Regions from separate parts of the Homo sapiens genome. Here region 1 is linked to region 2. The links are chromatin loops, found by intact Hi-C in ENCODE. Cell type or tissue: PC-3. All regions are shown on one strand. Each heading gives the region's core, and the rest is flanking DNA. Links, peaks and the distances in the headings are about the cores only. Region 1 overlaps BICD1 (BICD cargo adaptor 1). Region 2 overlaps BICD1 (BICD cargo adaptor 1).

Region 1 (2,921 bases), core at 242-2,741, 48 kb after region 2:
CTTCTGAGTAGGGTCAAACACCAGTTCTCTACTTCTCGGACCATAAGAATAAAGATCTGTGCACAATCCATTTTGTACATATTGATTCTTGGACTAAAAATAGCTCAATTTGGTTTCAAACTTTTTCTCCCACCCTAAGTTCAGGTTTTGTTCCTTGTGCAGCCTGGTAGGCGGGCAAGTAATGCATAGTCAGCATTCCATCTGGGATGCTTACTGGACAATTTTAATCTTTTTTTTACGTCTTGACCTCTATTTCCAAAGAGCATCCCAGTTGGCAGGTCTAGCCTGATTAAGATTCTGTTCAGGCATTTAATTCTCCTAAGGGAATTTACAGATTAATCTAAAAATCAAGGATACCAGAATCTACTCAGGACTTAACTTCTTGAAGGTTATAGGAAACATATACTTGAGCAACCTAATGAATGAGCTTAGTGATATCGTAATGAATTTTTATATATACCTCAAATTACACTTTTTAATGCATATCCAACAAAAATATTTTTAAAAACAAATACTGTAGACCTAACTGGATTAGCTGTATTAGTAGATCCAAATTTAACTTTCAATTTGAATTAAGTTAGAACACTATGGATCTCATAAGGCAGGCTATATATTGATTACCTAGTTAGCCAGCTTCCATATCACCACTTGTTCAGGAACATTAAAAGTACTTTTTTAGAAATAGTTTTCTGATATATTTTTGGTTTCACTAAGACAGCTTTTTAAAAAGCAAAATTAGGCAGGGCGTGGTGGCTCACGCCTGTAATCCCAGCACTTTGGGAGGCCGAGGCGGGCAGATCACCGGAGGTCGGGGGTTCAAGACCAGCCTGATCAACATGGAGAAACCCCATCTCTACTAAAAATACAAAATTAGCCAGGTGTGGTGGCTCATGCCTGTAATCCCAGCTACTTGGGAAGCTGAGGCAGGAAATCACTTGAACCTGGGAGGCGGAGGTTGTGGGGAGCCAAGATCGCACCACTGCGCTTTAGCCTGGGCAACAAGAGCAAAACTCCGTCTCAAAAAAAAAAAAAGAAAGAAAGAAAGAAAGAAAGAAAAGCAGAATTATAACTAAACACCACTTTTTTTTTCTTTCTTTTTTTTTTTTTTTTTCTGGAGTTAGAGTCTCTCACTCTGTTGCCCAGGCTGGAGTGCAGTGGCACAATTTTGGCTTGCTGCAACCTCCACCTCCTGAGTGGAGGTTACTCAGGCAATCCTCCTGCCTCAGCTTCCTGAGTAGCTGGGACTACAGCCATGTGCCATCACACCTGAATAATTTTTATATTTTTTGTAGAGACAGGATCACCCCATGTTGCCCAGGCTGGTCTCAAACTCTTGGGCTCAAGCAGTCTGCCTGCCTCAGCCTCCCAAAGTGCTGGGATTACAGGTGTGAGCCACTGTTGCCAGCCTAAACATCTCGTCTGAGGCTATCACAATATATACTATTCTCCAGCCTACAGTAGATTATAGACATCTAGAATATAAAAATTTGTTTCCTGATAGGCTTGGCACACAATATTCCTACAGTCCTTTGAAAACACACATATTAACAGAGTGACAATATTTACAGGCAGAATTACTCATGTGTCTTATTGTAGCTTACAGGAGAGTGTGTCTGTCTAAGAATGGGGTAGAGGTTGGTTTGTAAAAACAGGTGTCCCACAAGCTTTCTTGGATAGTTAACTCAGTAGTTAGAATGAAGGATGTAAAATAACCTGTCAGGATAACACCTGCTCTCTTGCCCTCAACAATTAATGATAATGAAACTAGGCCTGAAGAGGAATAAAAATCTTGTATCATCTTTGAATTAGTCTTTTGTTGGTCGTGCGTTCCAATGAAATGATGTTTCACAACCTTTTCTTCATTATCATCTCTGAAAAGATCCTTTATGGCTATTTTTTTTTCCTAGTTGCCACAAAATTAAACACAGGCATACTGTGTCTTACTGTGCTTTGCTTTCTTGCTCTTGGAAGATATTGTGGGTTTTTTTTTTTACAAATTGAAGGTTTGTGGCACCCCTACATTGAGCAAGTCTACTGGGACCATTTTCTTTTCAACAGCATATGCTCCTTTTATGACTGTGTCACATTTTGGTAATTCTTACAGTATTTCAAACTTTTTCTTTTCTTTTTTTTTTTTTTTTTAGACAGAGTCTCGATCAGCCACCCAGGCTGGAGTGCAGTGGTGCGATCTTGGCTCACTGCAACCTCCGCCTCCCAGGTTCAAGTGATTCTCCTGCCTCAGCCTCCCAAGTAGCTGGGACTATAGGTGCATGCCACCACACCCAGCTAATTTTTTTGTATTTTTAGTAGAGACAGGGTTTCACCATGTTGGCCAGACTGGTCTCGATCTCTTGACCTCGTGATCTGCCCTCGGCCTCCCAAAGTGCTGGGATTACAGGCGTGAGCCACTGCGCCTGGCCCAAACTTTTTCATTATTGTTATATCTGTTATGGTGATCTGTGATCACTGTCTTTGGTGTTACTATTGTAATTGTTTGGGGATGGCCTGAACTGCATCCATATAACACTTAATTGAGGCCAGGTGTGGTAGTTCACGCCTGTAATCCCAGCACTTTGGGAGGCTGAGGTGGGCAGATCGTGAGGTCAGGAATTCGAGATCAGCCTGGCCAACATAGTGAAACCCCATCTCTACTAAAAATACAAAAAAATTAGCTGGGTGTGGTGACGCACACCTGTAGTCCCAGCTACTTGGGAGGCTGAGGCAGGAGAATCGCTTGAACTGGGGAGGCGGAGGTTGCAGTGAGCCAAGATCATGCCACTGCACTCTAGCCTCAGTGATAGAGCAAGACTCCATCTCAAATAATAATAATAATAAAGACTTAATTGATACTTAATCCATAAATGTTGTATGTGTTCTGAGTGCTCCACCCACCAGCTATTTCCCATCTTTCTCCTCCTCCT
Region 2 (2,921 bases), core at 131-2,630:
GGTCCAGATGATGGCCCACTTCAGTAGCAAAGACAGTGCACTGTGCTCACCACGCCATTTCATCTTTTCCCTGGGTTGATAGGAAGATGGCCTTCTCAACCCCTTTGCATCTGTGTGGGGCCAGGAGACTAAACACCGCCAGTTGATTATGAGGAGGAATGACGTGTGGCACTTCCAGACCTAGCTCACAAACGTGGCAAAATCCACTCTCCCCCAACTCCTTGAGCCTGTCTCTCCAAATTGCTGCATAGAGGCAATGTTTCCAGGAGAACCTCACCTGGCCAGAAACATCTGCCTTGAACATGGTTAGAACAAATGAAACTTTTTTGTATTAAAACACTTGAGATTCTGTGGCTCTTCGTTACTGTGTTACCCTATCCTGACCTTGCTTTGTGGTTTATTTAATGATGCACATTTACTAGAGTGGTGTACATTCAATAGTGAGGTGGCCACATACAACATACCCCTAAAACATTGCTGAAAGTACACAGCCATTTCTACTATAAAAATATAAGTATATGAGTGAAGAACTGATTTTTGAATTTTGCTTTAATTAATTTAAATTTAAGTGGTCACATGTGGGTAGTGGCCACCGTATTGGACCACAGAACCTTAAGCAGTAGGAAGCTTTTTGCTACGTGATGTATTATAAATCTTTCCACTGTCTCAGCAATCTAAACATAAAACCAACATGTCTAAATTTCACACTTTCTAGATGATGAAGAGTCATAAAATGAACAGAAAGTCTTTATATGGTGTTTCAGGGGGACAGTTGTGACATTGGAGTGCTGGTCAAAGTTCTTTATTATTTTTTATTTGTTTCCAAATATGGAGTGCAGAAAACCAAATGGTGGAATGGACATTTTTGCCAAAGTATAATTGTGGTCTTTAATGATGTAAAATAAAATACCATATTCATTTCTGAATTTTTTTCATCGTGAAGTGTGTGAGATGTGACTTGACAACTTTGCAAATGTCGTGCCTCTGCTTAAATCTCTGCATTATATTTATGGAAATGTTTGAGATCCTGGAAACCATTTAGAGGTGTTATAAAATACTTTATTTCTTGAGGTCCAAAAGACTTCAAAATAGGGGCTGAGTGATATAATGGAAAGAACACTGGATTAGGAGCCAGAATATCTGGGTTATGTTGCCTGCTCTCTCACTAACTGGCTCAGTGAATTTGGGCAGGTTATTTGAACTCTCTGGATCTCGGTTTCTTCTATGGTGAGTTTATGGGCTTAGATTAATCACCCACCTCTAAAATTCCAGGTCTTTTCTTTTTTCTGACTTTAGGTCAGGTCTTTTCTTGTGAAGTATTAAAACTGAGCCCACCCATGTCAATATAACTTAACTCTTTGTTCCACGAAATTCGTGCCCAGGAAGATAAGACAGTAAATTAATAAATAAATTCACTGTTTGCTTTAGGAAAGTCTTGCAAATCAATTTATCAGGACAAACAGTTTGCTCATCTGGGCAAACAGTTGTCTTATTAAAACAATATATTGCTCACCTGGGCAAACAGCTTGACAAGTTTGTGAAAGAATGTCACTATGCATTGTGGTTTTGAAAATGAATCTATGGGCTGGGCGCGGTGGCTCACGTCTGTAATCTCAGCACTTTGGGAGGCCGAGGCGGGCAGATCACAAGGTCAGGAGTTGGAGACCAGCCTGACCAACATGGTGAAACCCCGTCTGTACTAAAAATACAAAAATTATTCGGGCGTGGTGGCGCGCTCCTATAATCCCAGCTACTCAGGAGGCTGAGGCATGAAAATCGCTTGAACCTGGGAGGCGGAGGTTGCAGTGAGCCAAGATTGTGCCCCCGCACTCCAGCCTGGGCAACAGAGCGAGACTCCATATCAAAAAAAAGGAAAAAGAAAAAAGAAAATGATTCTATGGAAACAGCAGACACTGGGGACTCCAAAAGAAGGACAAAGATGTAAGAACTACCTATTGGGTACTATGTTTATTATTTGGGTAAGGAATTCAGCAGGAACCCAAACCTCCCACATCACACAATATATCCATCTAACAAACCTGCACATGTACCCCTGAATCTAAATTTTGTTGTTGTTGTTGTTTTTTGAGACGGAGTCTCGCTCTGTCACGCAGGCTGGAATCTACTATAAATGCATTTTTTTTTTTTTAGACGGAGTCTCGCTCTGTTGCCCAGGCTAGAGTGCAATGGCACGATCTCGGCTCACTGCAACCTCCGCCTCCCGGGTTCATGCAATTCTCCCACCTCAGCCTCCTGAATAGCTGGGATTACAGAAACCTGCCATCATGCCTGGCTAATTTTTGTATTTTTGTAGAGACGGGGTTTCACCATGTGGGCTGGGCTGGTCTTGAACTCCTGACCTCAGGTGATCCACCCACCTCGGCCTCCCAAAGTACTGGGATTACAGTCATGAGCCACTGCGCCTGGCCAACTATAAATGCAATTTTATTTACTATTTAACTGGGAGTAGAATATCTTAGTATGTAAGTCTAGGTATTTTTCCAACTAGCACAACACTTCAGATAGTTTATATATTGGTGAGATTAATTACAAGATTAGTGAGCACATCATAGACATTGAGTTAATTATGACAAGGTGAATGAACAAAACCAATTTTCTGTGTCAAACGTAGTTTACAACTTTATGTAAACATTTATCGTATACATTGTAAGAAATTCAGTTTTCTGTAAAAAAATACGTAGTCTTAAGTTTACAATTCAAAACCCATAGAGGTTCCCTGACATTACCTGCCAACATTTAAGAGCTACTTATTAGTTTGAAGAGAGACAGAGTATGTGCACATTTAAACTTAAGGCAGAAATTTGTGTCTGTTGGCCTAAGTGTTCTTTGTTCACTGGGCTCTGAAGACCATCAAATAAAAGTAATTCTTAACTTAGTGTTTTTGGCACTGAATCTTGAAT

Evidence for each region. Peaks named below come from ENCODE experiments on the same cell type or tissue, not always from the same donor. Only the 100,000 strongest peaks of a DNase experiment are listed, where the experiment ranks them.
Region 1: it touches region 2 in a loop (2.9-fold over the local background); 2 of 110 quality-filtered maps call a loop at or near these places.

Annotation. Positions count from the first base shown.
Region 1 is chr12:32,233,578-32,236,498 of GRCh38, forward strand. All of the region lies in intron 2 of BICD1 (BICD cargo adaptor 1), which reads left to right. Among named protein-coding and RNA genes, the nearest start is that of BICD1-AS1, 130 kb to the left of the region's middle. In PC-3, for the core only: no CTCF peak of the experiment used is centred there; no DNase peak of the experiment used is centred there.
Region 2 is chr12:32,185,809-32,188,729 of GRCh38, forward strand. All of the region lies in intron 1 of BICD1 (BICD cargo adaptor 1), which reads left to right. Among named protein-coding and RNA genes, the nearest start is that of BICD1-AS1, 80 kb to the left of the region's middle. In PC-3, for the core only: no CTCF peak of the experiment used is centred there; a DNase peak (open chromatin) is centred at 1,483; H3K27ac peaks cover 1,695 bases.